2 separate regions of the Homo sapiens genome follow, and region 1 is linked to region 2. The links are chromatin loops, found by intact Hi-C in ENCODE. Cell type or tissue: PC-3. All regions are shown on one strand. Links, peaks and the distances in the headings refer to the core of each region. The heading gives the core; the rest is flanking DNA. Region 1 has its middle 51 kb from the start of IFNG-AS1. Region 2 overlaps LOC124902957 (a long non-coding RNA gene).

Region 1 (8,336 bases), core at 7-8,006, 690 kb before region 2:
ACTGCAACCCCTGCCTCCCAGATTCAAGCAATTCTCCTGCCTCAGCCTCCCAAGTAGCTGGGATTACAGATGCCTGCCACCACACTTGGCTAATTTTTGTATTTTTGGTAGAGACGGGGTTTCACCATGTTGGCCAGGCTGGTCTCGAGCTCCTGACCTCAAGTGATCCGCCAGCCTCGGCCTCCCAAAGTGCTGGGATTACAGGCGTGAGCCACTTCGCCCAGCCTCCTGAGCTTGTTTTCCTGCAACTAGATGGTCCCATCTGGGGGTGATGGGAGACAATGACAGATCATCAAGCATTAGATTCTCACTCATCTCCTGAAGCTCATGCCTTTTATATATAAAATACCTACGGGAATTTGGTTAACAAAGGCAGCTAAAATGATGTGAGGACATGAAGTCCAATAGGCAAATATTGGATCAGAACATTATGCCAGAGATGTCCGGAGCTCTCTGGGAGGTGTTGAGAGATGAATGAAGGGTGGGGGATAGGCACTGACAACCCTTGGAGAGCCAGGTGGAGAGGTAGTGATGATTAACTTTAGTTGCTCTCCCACAAGGCTGGGAGAAATTAATGAGCAACAGAATGAATAAGCAAGTTTACTAAAGTTTAGGCAACTTCAATGACTTGAATATGCATAATGTACCACTGCTAAGACATAGTTGAGTAAAGAGGTATGCAACTAAAAATTCCCCAGGCTTCACTAGATTATGTTAGAAAATACATTAATTACAGAATATTCAAATCCTGTGGTTAATTGTCTTCATTCCTGAAACAAAGCCCAAAGTCCTTGCAAAGTTGCCTCCCCACCAGCCTTTTTGGAGCCATCAGGGCATATGCTCAGAGATAAATCTGCTCATATGGCACCTGCTACCTTCCTGGCATGCATCTCTCAGGTGTCGTCTCAGGAGATTGTCCCTCTCCTGCTGGGTGTCACAGACTTGGGGAGCCTGCAGCCAGGCACTGCCACTGAGCCTCACCACTGAGGGGTTTATGAGGCCATCCTGGCTTTAGGGGCTCCAAGTGTCACGTTGACCAAAGCAGTCCATTTTCATCTGTTTTATAAAGGGTCCTGTGTATCTCAATGGAAAAGTATTCAGCCTTCTAAAAGATGTTTGAAGACGATTTCACCAGAGCTTCCATGGAGCCAGGACCCTGCTGTATTTCAGGGAAAAGTGGGCAAGTGTTCATTTTCCAGCTTGATGCAGAACTTTGTTGCCTGGGGAGCAAAGTACCGCTGTTCAAACTCCAAGTCTTACAAAATTGCTTATTAAAATAATTCCTGACATTTTGGCTTCTACATCTTTTCTCCCTAGGTGTCAGGCCTAATCAGTGAAGTAGACTGGAATTAAACACCCCATCTTTTTCTGTCAGAGTTCTCAGTTGTCACCAATTAAAATCTAGTAGTAGCAGAAAAGGAATTTATTAAAGAATATAAGATTTCCCAGGAGGCCGGAAAGCAGGCTGGGAGGCTTCCCAGCCAGCACCAATTCTCAGAGTCACAGTAAAGAACAGACCAGGTGGGAATAACTGCTGACTCCACCAGGCACAGACTCCTGCTGGTACTAGCTCGTGGTGTGACCTTAGCCATCCCTCCCTCTAGTAACTGAATTCACCAGCTGCCATTCTCACCAGAGTGGGCTCTAGGTGGCACTTGTTTCTTTGCAATACATGCTTGTGATTAGAAAACTTGCTGAGGTGCACGTGATTGTCTGGGTCTGTGTCACAGACCAGTGTACTGGCTGCAGAGGAGGTGGGGAATTCTCCAAATATAGGAAGTGTGTTCAATTGTGTTGAGAAGCCCAGACGAGTGATAACATGTTCACTTGAACATCGCTGTCCTCGGGTTCTCTTCCTCTCCTCTATACCTACCCCCAACTACACCCACGCCAAAGCCACAGTACCTTTCCTCCTCATCCACTTAAAGCCAAATATTTCATTAGAATTGAATTATTTGAGGCCTGTCACCACCACCTCACCAAACATGCCCAGACATGACTGAACCTCAGCACTGGAAACACTTAGGCTCAAGCTGAAAGTTTCTTAAGTGCTACACATTAGAAACAACCAACCATTCCTAAACTAGTCCATGAAACCACAGGACACTAAGAAAGGATAGCCCAGATCTAGTAAAGAACACAAACATGTTTTCATGACAGTGATAATAGATCTTCGTTTACACCACCACTGATTTGAAAGGCTATACTGTTTGTTTTGTTTCTTCTTTTATTCTTTATTCAATATTCAACTTAACTATTGAGTGGACCTAAGCACTGTTAATAAAGCAGTAAACAAAGCCCTGCCCATAAAGTGTTAATATTCTAGAGGGAGACGCAGACTATGAACAAGGACTCAAATGCATACACAGTGTAAGTTCAGACAGTGATAAGTACATTAAGGAAAATAAAGGAGGGTTAAGGAATAGACGGTGATGGGACTGATGCTCATTTATATTGAGTGGTCTGGGAAGGTTCAAGCAGATTTGAATCATGGAACAGTGTAATATGAAGAGATTTGGGATCAGAGGTGCCTGAGTTGAAAACATACCCAGGAGCTAAAGTGAGAGGAAGAAGGTCAGAGTGTGGTGGAAAGAAGCCTGAAGATGAAATGAGACAGATAAATAGGGCCAAAATATGGAGGTTCTTGTGGGCCACCATTAGGAGTTTAGCTTTTATTCTAAGCATAATTGAAAGCCATTGGATAGTTCTAAGATGAGCAGTGATGATAGGCTTAGACTTACATTTTTTCAAAGTTCTCACTGGCTGCCCTATAAATAGTAGATTATGGGGTTTTAAATTGGAGATGAGGAACCTCTCAGTAGACTTTGCTGTGATCCAGGTAGAGAAACATGTTGGGTTGGACGAGGGTGGGAGCAGTGGAGATGGTGAGATCAGATCAGGTTTGGGATGTATTTTGCAGCCCAGTCTGTCAGGATTTGCTGATGCTTTGTATGTGAAAATGAGGCAGAAAGAATCCAGTATGAACTTCTAGGAAAGCACTTTGTGACCGATTGTATTTTATGGAAATGACTACAGTATTTCCTGTTAATATAGTTTTCCAGAAACTTGCTACTCCCTCATCAAGAGTTGGAGTCTGTGTCCTATCCCCTTGGAACTAAGAGGGCTTTTGTTAGACTTTTAACTATTAAAATATGGCAGAAGTGATACATGTCTTTTCTGAGTCATTAAAACGTGATCCCACTGCTGCCTGATTTCACTGGGACACTCATGCTGTAACCCAGCTACCATGCTGTGAGGAAGCCCAGGTCGCATGGAAAGGGCCAAGTGGAAAGGCACCCAGGCCCCAGCCCTCAGTATCAGCTATGCTTCCTGCCAACAGTCAAGATTTTCTTGCTAGCTTTTGAGTGAGGTTTATTGGACGTATGCTCTCAGATGCATGACTGGATCCTTCTCATTACTACACTTATTCCAGTCCTTGATTTTTGTCTACAAAGTGATTTGAACTATTAGAAAACGTCCCCAAAGCAGGCTATAAATGGCCCTGAGCTCAGTCTCCATTTTGTATGATTCACAGTGCCCTTCTCCCCGTTTTTCCATCAGACAGGACATCTTTCTCTGAACCTGTCGTCCACTCTGTTCTTATTCCTCTGCTGCCCTCTAGGGGCCATTAGCCACATTGCCCCATTTAGATCCTTTATGCTTGGGGGAAAAAAAAAAAGTTACCATTGATTGACTGGAAGGAACTATTCTAAACACTTCATATATACTTACTCCTTTATTCTTGACAATCCTATAAGGCAGATACTACTATTAGCCTCCTTTTAAAGATGAGACAACAGAGATTAAAAAATTAAGTAATTTGTCTAGGCAAGGTCCTACAATGACAAAGCTGGAATTTGAACCAAGGCAGTCTTGTTCTAGAGTTTATATCTGCATTATCCTCCTTCTCCTTTGGTAGGACAAAGTAGATCTATTGGGCATGCATATGAGACTTGTTTACATCTATACCTTGTAAAAATAAATTTGCTTTTAAACTTAGGTATTTATCTTTTGCCTTGATGACGGCAGCAGGTGCCTAAATGGCCTCCCCAGGCATGAACAGATTCCCCACCAGTTCTGCTCTCCATGCGGTAACCAGAGTGACCTTTTTAAAAAATTGTGAATGAATAAACTAAAGAATACTTTCTCTCATCACCTCTTCTCTATACAGAAAAAAATATAACCAGTCTTACCAAAAAGTTAGATTAGTCAGCTAAGCAAACAGGGTTCGAATATTCTAGCACCCTGAAACCACAGTCTAAAATGGTCTTCTGATGTGTGGTTATAACACTTAATATACAGTGTTTGTCTCTTAGTAACTTTAGGTTTATCTTATTCAGCATCACATTATTTATCCTGTAAGGAAGTAAGCATATCTTCTCTGTTTCATAAGAAGATACCTTACTGTACAAAATGGTACTGTGGCCTAAAGTCACCCAATAAATATGGTGCAGGTTTGGAGTTGTTACTTAGAGTAGAATGCAACTCCTAAAATCTAAATATTTTTCAAAACCTGGATGAGATGTGCAGTGGAACCCTGTAAACACAATCTTTTTTTTGAGACGGAGTCTCGCTCTTTCGCCCAGGCCGGAGTGCAGTGGCGCTATCTCGGCTCACTGCAAGCTCCGCCTCCCGGGTTCACGCCATTCTCCTGCCTTAGCCTCCGGAGTAGCTGGGACTACAGGCGCCCGCCACCGCGCCCGGCTAATTTTTTATGTTTTTAGTTGATACGGGGTTTCACTGTGTTAGCCAGGATGGTCTCGATCTCCTGACCTCGTGATCTGCCCGCCTCGGCCTTCCAAAGTGCTGGGATTACAGGCAGGAGCCACCGCGCCCAGACAACACAATCTTAAACAGAAGCTTTATATGTAAACCACATAAAAGCTGCGCAAGTTGAATAGGAGGCAATAAATGAGGGAGGTGTGTGCTTGGGCCTCTAGAAAGACATAGGAAGCATATTTGAGAAATCTCTAGGGCTTGGCTTCAAAAACATTATTGTAAAGCATGTGTGCATCTAAGGTAACGGCGCTATAACTTGTAATAAAGATGGGAAGGAGAGAAGCTGCCAATCCCAAACTGATGGTCAATATTTGTGGATTCCAACATTCCCAGTTCCTTTATTTATTTCTGGACTATCTAGTTTTCTATGGCTCATCAAATAAAAATCAATATGCCCATATTTACACAAAGCCACCTTCATGCCCTCTTCCAGGAGGAACCAGAGAACTTGAGACTTCCCAGCTACAATTTCCAACCTTGCTCTTCTGGGTTTTCCATTCCATGTTGAGCACTCAGAGATTTTACTAGGTTTAAGCTTTCTTGCCTGGTGGGTGGGAGTAGGGAGGGGGGTGGAAATGAGGTGACCATTTATTGAGTATTTGCTCTGAGGCAGTGGTGGTGGGGTCGGGGGTTCCTTCCTGCTTATCAGAGCTGTGCACCTGCTCACTTGCCAGATGATATGCAAAAAAGAATCCAAAGAAGCAGCAAGAAAGCCAATACGTTTTCTTAGATCAAAATGACATATCCCAAAGCTCCTCTCTTTCCGATTATTTTTGATGAGAGCAAAATTATTATACTCAACTCCAGTGTGAATCTACATCACAGGGGGAGATTATTTTAGGTGAAAATTCCCTTATGATTAAATAGATGTTTGTGTGCTTATTTTTGTTGTTTTAAGAATCCTCCAGGATAATTCTGATGCAAACAGGCCTAAAGCCAGAAAGACTGACATACAGGTTTATTTGATAAATTGAAGTTTATTAAATACTATGACCATTATTTTCTGCATTAACCTTATAATATTGGTCACTTGTCTTCCTTTCAAGTTTAAAAACATTTTTTTAAACAGGCTTGAAACCTGCGGGGAAAACATATTATTGTGACATATCACATATCACAACATATCACATTGGCCCTGAGGATTAAACTGTTTCCAGATCCATCTGGTCTGACAGACATAAGTGATTGATTCTTGCTTGGTCTGTAACACACCCCAAATGCATTCACCTGCTATGCCATTGCCCCCTCTTCATTTTCTACTATGAGCTTTAAAAAACTGGAGTTATACATCTCATGGCTCTTAAACTAATGCATGGCTTGTTCCTGACTGCCTTCCAGCACTGGAAGAAAAAAGTAATATCTTTGTGACAGCATGATTACTTCCACCTGTGACAGCTCTTCTCCATTGTGAAATCTGCAAAGAAATCATCTGGAAGGGGAAAATACATGTGTTCTGGGATTAAAGACATAACAGGCATGTACTGAATGTGTCAAAAAATTTGAGATGTTGAGGGAGCTGAAGACAAGCCCTCTACATTGTAGATGTAGTACCATAAGGAATTTTCTAAAGAAGTCTTATGAAGCAATTGTTTTCAGTGGTTTACTACATTTATGAATCTTCAGCCCATCAGTGGAAAATATGATGCTCTGAGAGTCAGCCATGAAGCTGGGCTAGAGTGGGGTGCTAGTTTATCTTGAAAGATAGTTCTTTCAAGATGTATAATGCCCTGTTTCTCCCAGCTATTACATTTCACTTCATTTCTCTAGACCACAGGGTTCTAAGACACTTAGTCTAATTTAGAGGCAGTCTTTTGTTAAGACACCACTGAAGCATATAAAGTTCAGCCAGTGGGACCCAATTGGGTAGCTTTATAGAGAGAAGTCCAGATTTAGTTATCAATGTTAATAGGTAGGTCTTTTCATTAATGTCAGCCAACCAATGTACTACAACACATCATATTGTTTTTTAAAGGACACATCTAATTAGCATCATGATCAGACTATTACATTGAGCAGTCAACAGCATGGGTGCAAAGAAAAATTGACATTAAAACCCTTTATAGGCATGGTTTACACTTTCTACAGAACAGAAACTAAAATAAACTGTTGTACAATTGGTCACAACTACAGTCCTTGAGATTTTTGCCCATACACATGAATATTGTCAAAAACATGTCTTCTTTGTAGCAGCTAGGTCCTACCACGACTGTGCTTGGCTGAGTTAAAAAATCTGTTGTAACCTGTAGTTTCCTTGTCATGTTTCCAGCTGTCCTCTCCTGCTAAGCTTTGTCTCGTGACAGTAATTAAAATCTGGCTGGGCACAGTGGCTCATGCCTATAATCCTAGCACTTTGGGAGGCCAAGGCGGGTGGATCACGAGGTCAGGAGTTTGAGATCAGTCTGGCCAACATAGTGAAACCCCATCCCTACTAAAAATACAAAAAATTAGCTGGGTGTGGTGGTGGGCACCAGCTACTAGGGAGGCTGAGGCAGGAGAATTGTGTGAACCCAGGAGGCAGAGGTTGCAGTGAGCCGAGATCACGCCATTGCACTCCAGCCCGGGGGCAACAGTGCGAGACTCCGTCTCCAAACAACAACGACAAAAAAAAAAAAAAACAAAAACAAAAAACAGTAGCTACTGCTGTAGCTACTGTTGCTACTGGAACCACCATAGCCACCTTGGTTTCGTGGTTTGGCAAAGTATTGGCCTCCACCACCATAGGGGTCAGAGCTTCTGCCTTCAAAGTTTCCTGCCTTCATGGGTTCAAAATCTGAAGACTGATTGTTGTACTTGCCAAAATCATTGTATCTTCTACCACTTCTGCAATTGCTTCCACTACCACTGCCAAAGCCCCTTCTGCTTCCGTCGTTATAGCTGTCACAGAAGCCACTGCCCTTGTTTCTACAACCCTCTCCACCACTTCCATAGCCTTGGCTTTCTTCAGAGTAACCAGGGCCACCTCCTCCATAACCAGTGTCATTACCAAATCCATTATAGTCATCCTCACTGCCACCATATCCACTACTATCACAGCTGCCGCCAAAGCCACCATGACCACTGAAGTTTTCTCCATGACCAAAGTTGTCTATCCCACCAAAACTGCCTCCATGACCACCACCAAAGTTTCCAGAACAATTTTGGCTTCTTTGCCTGGATGAAGCACTAGCCACCTCTTGCTTTGACAGGGCTTTCCTAACTTCACAGTTGTGGCCATTCCCAATGTGGTATTTCTGAATGACAGTCTTATCCACGAAGTCATGGCCATCAAAGGTGACAAAAGCAAAGCGCTTTTTCTTGCCACTGCCTTGGTCAGTCATGGTTTCAATCACTTCAATTTTCCCATGCTGTTCAAAATAATCTCTTTGGTGATGTTCTTCAGTGTCTTCTTTAATGCCGCCAACAAATATCTTTTTCACGGCTAAGTGGGCACTTGGTCTCTGAGAATCTTCTCCTGAGATAGCTCTTTGGTTGTACAACTCTTCCATCCCCTTGTGTGGCCATGCATGCATCTGCCTCCTCCACAGTGGCATTTGTGACAATCCCAAAAGCTCTGGAGC
Region 2 (8,336 bases), core at 278-8,277:
GCGGGGGAGACTGAATTTCCACTTTCAAATGTAGAATCATATGAGTAACAAGATATACAAGCACAATTCATGTGAGTTTTTCTGTCTCCATTCCCAGCCTAAGCTACCGTGACAAGGCCAACTTCACACAGGGCTGAGCAACAGCTGTTTATACCGAATGACTGTAGAGCCCCAAGAGACACTTCTACCACTAAAATGCCTTTCTTTTCTTCCTTGGAGAGCTCTTCCCTGTTGACTGTAGGGGGTTGAACTGCATAACCACAAAAATTCATGTGTTAAAAGTCCTAATCCCCATTACTTCAGAATGTAAACTTGTTTGGTAATAGGGTTGTTGCAGATCTAATTAGATGAGGTCTTCCTGAAGTAGTGTGGGCCTCTAGTCCAGCAGGACTGGAGTCCTTATAAAAAGAGGAAATTTGAAGTCAGACATGCACACAAGGAGAAGACAATGTGAAGATGAAAGCAGAGGTTGGGGTGATGCAGCAAAAACCACGGAACGCCAGAGGCTGCCAGCAAACCCCCAGATGCTGGGAGGGAGGCATAGAACAGATTCTTCCTCACAGACCTCAGAAGGAACTAATCCTGCCAAAATCTTGATCTCAGATGTCTACTCTTCACAGCTGTGAGACAATAAATTTCTGATGTTAAAGTCACCCAGCTTGTGGCACTTTGTTACAGCAGCCCTAGAAAATTAATACACTTTCTTGATCTAAATCAGACTCCTAGTTCTTCCTCATACCACCTCCTTTGTGGTACTTACCAAATTTGTAAATATTTTTCCCTGTGTGTCTGTCTGTGTAATGTCTATGTCTCCATTTTTCTCCAAGCTCAATGCGACACCAGTGTCTGTTTTGTCCACCACTGTCCACCCAACATTTAGAAATGAAGAGTCCCTTCATAAGCACTTTTTGATGAATACCTGGGCTGTCCGGCCATTGGAAGCAGAAATGCAACTGTTAAAGGACCACAGGCAGCGCTCCTCAGAAAGAAAAGCCAGAATGCAGGATGGTGCACACTGACAGGCTGTCTCAGCAGCCCTCTTTCAACAAGGTAAAAGATGAAGGTGGCCGGGCACGGTGGCTCATGCCTGTAATCCCAGCACTTTGGGAGGCCGAGGCGGGCTGATCACAAGGTCAGGAGATCAAGACCATCCTGGCTAACACGGTGAAACCCCTTTCTTACTAAAAATACAAAAATTAGCCAGGCGTGGTGGCGAGCACCTGTAGTCCCAGCTACTTGGGAAGCTGAGGCAGAAGAATGACCTGAACCCTGGAGGCAGAGCTTGCAGTGAGCCAAGATCGTGCCATTGCACTCCAGCCTAGGCAACAGAGCGAGACTCTGTCTCAAAAATAACAAAGGGTGAAGGTTAGCGCTGACCTCTTTGGCACAGGCTAGTCTATTCAGTTATCTAACTGGATCAGGCAGAGATCAGGAGCCTGAAGTAAGTTCTAGAAATAGAACCCCATTCCCCTGGAGACGGCAGACCTAAAGGAAGCATCACAGCGTGCATGTATTGTTGAAGAGGCAGGAGGAGTGTTCCTCTAGAATGGCAGCAACAAGCAAGCACAAGGAACCAAGCCCTTGGCAGTGGAAGGAAACCAGCTGAAGCAAGACAAGCAGAAATGATCACAGTAGCTACCACTTATTGAGTCTCAAGTGAGTGCCATGCTGAATGCTTTTCTTACATTATTTCATTAAATCCCCATAACAGACTCACCAATAAGTACTATTATTACCATTTTACATGAAAAAACTGAAGTTGAGAGAGGTTAAGCAATTTGCTCACGGGCACACTGTTAATGAATCATAAGCTAGAATTTAAAGCCAGAGATCTGCTGTTTTGATACTTTCCTAGCTTTGCAGCCTTGCATAGAACTGGCCTTGATGACTTTCTTTCATGCTGTGATTACCAAAATCTGAAAAACCTACATGTTTTAGAAAGCATTACTTACCAATAATTGCTTACTGTCTATCTCCACCTATTAGAAAGCAAACGTCTTGAGATAGCAAATGCATACTCAAACTTATTAGGATTTCGATCCAGTGAACAGTAGGAGCTCAAAAATATTTGTATTAGGAATGAATCAAATAAGCACTTATTGACCACCTAGATGTACTTTAGAAGACATTAATGTTAAAAAAAAACTTCATATTAGAAAAAGAACCCTTACAAAACTACTGCACTAGAATGAAGCATTTATCTTTTCCACTTTTCAATTGCGAAGTACTGCAATATAGTTAAAGTTTCTGTGAATAAAAAACTATTCTGTGCTGCCCTATAGAAAGTTCCCACCCTTAGTTTTACAAACTTCCCTTCTCTGTATATTCATTTTCTTCTTCTAGCTGCTTGTGCTCAACTCTCCATTGGATTCTCTTTTGCATACCTATCCCAGTTTTGCTTGCTAAACCAGGAACTTTTTGTTTTAAGAAAATATTCAGGGGCCCAGGGGAGGGATAGCATTAAGAGAAATACCTAATGTAAATGATGAGTTTATGGGTGCAACAAACCAACATGGCACATGTAAACCTATGTAACAAACCAGCACGTTGTGCACATGTACCCCAGAACTTAAAGTATAATTTTTTAAAAAGGAAAATATTAAAGGTAATCAAACAGCAGATATTTTCAAATTAGATAACTCTAAAAGATAGCTAAACCTATTAAGATTAGGCAGCTGTTGATGATAAACCTCAGAATAACTTTCTCTCTCCCCTAATACAGAAATCAGAAATCAACTGGCAGGTGCACAAGCAAGATACCAAATTCCCGTTTCCCAGCCAAGCTCCTGTGGTGAAATTGTTCCTTGGCAAATGTCCCTTTTTTTTTTTTTTTTTTTTTTTAACTTTGCCTTAAGAGGAGGAAAAGCTGCCAAATGCCAACTTGGAGAATAGTGTACAAAATGCTAAATATAAAGAGTTGAGGAATATCAGGGGCTATTTTAAAAATTAGTCTCTAATAGAGCCTGTAGTATCCTCATATGTCTAGGAAACAGCATGGCAGTCATGTTGGTTTACACCAAAAGCAATAATTCTAGGTTCAAAAGCCCAATCTACAACAGCGCTAGTAAATCTCAGTATCTTTCAACTGAAGGCCAACCTATTTAACATTTCCTGCACTCAACAGCACAAACTCAGAAAATGAGAAGCTAAGTGGAAAAACAAGTGATCAGTGGAGTTGAAAGTACTTCTGCTCTCTCTTCAGATATGACTTGGAAGTCAAATATTACAATAAAAGAGCTCACCCAAGGCTCAAATCTTGAATAGTAACTCACGCTGGTCATAAGCTCCACAATGGGAGGCTTTGAGGGGCAAAAACGCATGCATTTTGTACCTTGATATTTATGATGTTCTATCGCCACCTCCTGGAAGAAAAGACCAAGAACGCCAAAAAAAAAAAAAAAAAAAAAAAAGGGTGCTTAGTATTAAGGCTTCCAGTGAAGATAAATTTCTTCAATTCTCAAGAAAGGTAAAGACATTCTGCAGCCGCTGACAGTTCCATTTCAGATGAATTAGCATAATGTTGGGCAAACAGCAAACCTAAAAGGCAAATGTTCAAGACTCTAGCGTCAGTTATTTGCCAGCAAAAGATAACATCAAACATATGAGTAATGAGCCTTTAAAGTTGCCAGTCCCCAGGGAAGATTTGAGTTCTCATTAGTAAAGAGATATGAGATCCCATTTTGCCAGAGTCAATAGCACCGCATGAACACAGAGAGATACTAGAAGAATAATTTCCACACTTGGCTCTGAAAATAATCATCCTTATCTTTGCATTTTAAGTCTCAGAATTTGGCAAAAGAGTTCTAAGGATTTTAAAACATTAATAACAAGACTAAGAATGTTCCCAGATGAACTCTTATTTCTCAGACTATCTTGTTGGAGTTATTTACACATATGGCACAAACAAAGCCAAATGAATTGGAATATTTGACTTTCTCTCCACAAGATCTTACCAGTCTTTGTTTCTCAAGGTTTAGTTTGCATAAGGACAAAGGAATACAGTCGAATACTTAAAAGTATTATTTTAAAACACACTTTTATCTTGATAGTTATGTCTTTTCCATCAATATCTCTATTCACTATGTGAAAAAAAAAAGTCATACAACTTCAGAGTAGAAAGCATTTCAGTCCAACCACTTCACAGTCGCAAATCACAAGCTATTCACCCAGGAGGAAGAGCTGCTAAAGTCAATTCCCACTAAATTTCACCAGGGGCAGTTTAAACCTTCTGTTCTGTCTAGACATTTTGCCCTCCTCTGCCCAAACATCCTGACTTTTAAGGAGTTTTACAGCTTAGTCAACTCACCAACATCCTGAAGTAGGCTGAGATTGCAGATTTCTTTTCTGAATACCAATTATGCTTATTTATAAAACACAGAACATGGAGCAGAGAATTTAAGATTTTAGAGCTGCAAGTCACCTTCCTTTTATAATCCACAAAAGTGATTTGCTGTGATACCTGATGGCCTCTTTTGGAAAACAGAAGGCTTGAACACAGCATTGAAATGTGTCAGACTTTCTTTTTAAAATTTTTTCAGCTTCTTTTGAGGGTATATCCTGTAAAGCACTATGAGAAACATCCGAAAGACACAATTCTTATCCCCCAAAAGCCAATTATGTTGTCTGACTTCGGTTTCCTAAGCTACCCACAAACTGAAAGGCAAGGTATGGTGGTCAAAGAGTAAAGTCGACGTCTACACAGAAGCTTCCCTCTTTCCCTCAGCTCTGCCTCTTTCCAGTGCTGCTCATGTGATATGATACTTAGTCAAGCTTACTTTTTAAGTCAGCCACTTCGTGGGAACACTTTCCGGAGTGATGGCCAGCAGAATAGCTAAACTTTGTTACTGCCAAACCTCTTCTTGAGACAGGAACTCTGCCTACACAAAGCAAAAACAATATTTCAGCATCCCACCCTCCCTTTGAACCCACATTTGGAGTCATAGTTTCAGTTTTCATAACTATCCGGAAAACTGAAATGCTTCACTGGCCCACAACCAAACTCTTGGGCTCTTTTCAAGTCTGCCATCTCCCCCTTTTCATTCCACTTCCTCCCTCACTGTGAAACCTTGCTTGCTTGGACACTCCTGTAGTTTTAGACACCTTCCTGTCGATCTTTGAGCTATTTACCAGCTGAACATTTGTATTGTTAGTGTTAAATGATAAATTCATATAGCTAAGACACTTGACCAAGATAGACCGATACTATCATTTGAGCAACTGTCTCCTGCAATCTGTCATCACAATGAGATAGCCATGTTCTAACCTATCAGTAAGATTATACAAAAGTAAACAGAGTTGTCGGTATAAAATTGATTGTCAGCCGGGCACAGTGGCTCAAGCTTGTAATCCCAGCACTTTGGGAGGCCGAGGTGGGTGGATCACAAGGTCAGAAGTTTGAGACCAGCCTGGCCAAGACAGTGAAATGCCGCCTCTTCTAAAGATACAAAAATTAGCTGGGCATGGTGGCAGGTGCCTGTAATTCCAGCTACTTGGGAAGCTGAGGCAGGAGAATCTCTTGAACCTGGGAGGTGGAGGTTGCAGTGAGCCAAGATCGCGCCACTGCACTCCACAGAGCTAGACTCCATCTTGAAAAAAAAAAAATGCCACTGAGAGGTCATCTTTTATGAAATTCAAAAGTTTCAGAAATGTATCTAAATTGTCACCAATCCTTTCCCTGTAGTGTTCACCAGCCTCTGATCAGTTGATTTTAGGCAAATTTCTCACCTTCCACACTTGCAACACAAACTCAACTTCCAGCATACAGAGCTACTTGAAGGTTTCCCTAAATACACTAGGCACCCTCAGTCACTACACTACATATATGCTCTTGCTTTTTTGCCCAATGCCTGCCTTTTGACAGTCTGAGTAATGCCTACTTGTTTTCAAACTTCAGCTCAGGAGCTGCCTTCGCTTGTCTCATCCAAGCAGTCTGCAGCCCCTTGCTTTTATGCTCCTACAAGACCCTATTTATAACTCCATCACAGTGCCCATCATATGCTGGTAAAATGGTTTGTTTTCCCCTCTCACCTGCCATAGGTTCATTCTGAAAAAAGATTAAGAGTTTGACTCTGCAACCCCAGCACCCCAGGCTGTATCTAACACGTGGTAGGCAAACTGCAAATGTTTGCCAGATGGATGACCATTCCTGATGGCCAAGACATTAAGAAAGGGGCTGTTTTCCAGTGGTCCATAGCACTATGGACAGCTAAGATGACTGCCTCACCAGTTCAGAAGAAGAATAAGACATGCTCTCACTTACTTTCCTCCCTCCCCTTGTAACATGTATCTGGCGTTCTAGACAGCCCCATTTCCCCATCAGCCAAAGTTTTGGACCTATCAAGAATAAATCTTTAATTGAAGTCTATTAGTCTGTTCTCACACTGCTATACCTGATACTGGGTAATTTATGAAGAAAAGAGGTTTAATTGACTCACAGTTCCACAGGCTATACAGGAAGCATGAGGCTAGAAGGCCTCAGGAAACTTACAATCACGGCAGATGACTAAGGGAAAGCAAGCACATCTTACCATGATGAATCAGGAAAGAAAAAGAAGAGGGAGGTGCCACATGCTTTTAAACGATCAGATCTCATGAGAACTCACTCACTACCAGGAGAACAGCAAGAAGGAAACCTGCCCCCATGATCCAGTGACCTCCCACCAGTCCCCTCCTCCAATTCAACATGAGATTTGGGCAGGAAAAGAAATCCAAACCATATCATGAAGCTTTAATTGAAATGTTTGATTCTTCAAATAAATTACTTTCAAGTCAACCCAAGTGGCGTACAACTCTTGTAAACAAGTTTTCTAAATTTTGGTCACATTTTATTAACAAGTATTGAAATTTTAAATCAAGGCATTCAACAAGTGGAAGAACAAAAACCTTCAGCTTGCAAAACTTTTTAGAGAATTAAAGTTATTGAAAACAAAACTTACAGAAGAGCAAATGAAATTTGTCTATACAAAAAAAAAGGATGTGAACAAATGTTAACAATACAAATTTAAACAGGATACAGGATTTAATTTTGAAATTCTATAATTGCACTTTGGAATATTTCAACTTGAAGAGTCTTTTGATGGAGCTCCTACGTTTATTCAGATAAATTGGCATTCTGTTCCAGAATAGAATGGAATAGAGTTGAGAAGTCTACATTTTCACAAAACCTAAATTTGGTGAAATGCTCCAAACAGTCATAAAGACAACGTTTTTCTTCCTTTTATTTTTTTTTCTTTTTTGATTAAACATGTCTTTATTATCAGTATGCCTGATTCTGTGGAAAGCCGACTGGAACCCTGGTCATTCTGACTCTCGGGGCCTCATGTTCCAAGGTTGGCTGCTGCAACTCTCTCTTGAGCTCTACCTGTGTGTACATCTTGGTGATGTCATTGTACCTGCCTTTGGGGGGCTGGTAGTTAGAGACCCATAGTGTATAATCTGGACCTTCCCATTCAAAGGGGAACATGCTGCAGTCCCACTTGATGGTCTCAGTGGGGAACTCAGGGGACTTGAGTGGTAGCTCCTGCAGAGCTTCCTGCTGGGTCCCCAGCACAGCCTTGATGGTGTCCCTGTCCATAGTGTGCTCTCGCTGCTTGTACAGAGACCACTCATCAGAAGCAGAGCTCTCCACTCACTCTCCTCCAAGGAGAGCTCCACCTGAGGCCACTGGCTTGCTTTATCCAAGAACCTCACAAGGCTAATAAAATCTGCAACAAGAATGAGCTCTTGGCTAGCCTTTTCCAGTTTTCATATCTTATTTTTCAAGCAGCCCTTTCCTGCTTGGTCTTTTTTAGAATTCACCTTCTGCTCTCGAAGAGGTTCTGCTCTCACAGGAATGAGTTCGTAGGAGGACAACACTGAAGCTCGCTGGTGGGTGCCTCAAACCTGCTCCAGAAGCCACTGGGTAGGCACATAGTGCATGCCAGCTCACAGCCTAGCACTAGGACTAGTTGGCAGCCTGGCCCTGAGAAATATTGATCTACAAGATTTGTCTTATAGAAGTGCATGTCAAAGAAAGGCATTCCAGATTGAAAGAAAAATATCTAGGCTAAAATGTTTACCCATTTTAATATATTTTAAAAGAGAATTGGGAATATCTTCTATTTAGCCGCATTTGTTGTGAGCTTACTGATTACCTCACCACTGACAGAGAGAATATATTCTCATTAAAAATAGAATTTTCATCTAGAAGTAAATATATCAAACATTTTCCATTTATATATCATAAAATTATATTTTGAAGATTAGAGGCAATTTTATTAAAATTTTGGAACCAAATTAGGGAAAAAAGCATTATTTACTCAAAGAATAAAGAAAGAAAAGAAGGGGAGGAGGAAGAG

What was found. Hi-C counts contacts between places; a loop is a spot of excess contacts. Peaks named below come from ENCODE experiments on the same cell type or tissue, not always from the same donor. Only the 100,000 strongest peaks of a DNase experiment are listed, where the experiment ranks them.
Region 1: it touches region 2 in a loop (2.9-fold over the local background); 18 of 110 quality-filtered maps call a loop at or near these places.

The regions. Positions count from the first base shown.
Region 1 is chr12:68,035,923-68,044,258 of GRCh38, reverse strand. It overlaps the pseudogene HNRNPA1P70. Among named protein-coding and RNA genes, the nearest start is that of IFNG-AS1, 51 kb to the right of the region's middle. RefSeq lists an enhancer at 1,803-2,052. In PC-3, for the core only: CTCF peaks have their summits at 1,643 (motif pointing right) and 3,627 (motif pointing left); a DNase peak (open chromatin) is centred at 3,608.
Region 2 is chr12:67,351,051-67,359,386 of GRCh38, reverse strand. It overlaps LOC124902957 (a long non-coding RNA gene), which reads right to left. Exons shown (of 2, transcript XR_007063354.1): 2 at 6,707-8,336. It also overlaps the pseudogene MRPL40P1. Among named protein-coding and RNA genes, the nearest start is that of CAND1, 86 kb to the right of the region's middle. In PC-3, for the core only: a CTCF peak has its summit at 3,385 (motif pointing left); a DNase peak (open chromatin) is centred at 3,336.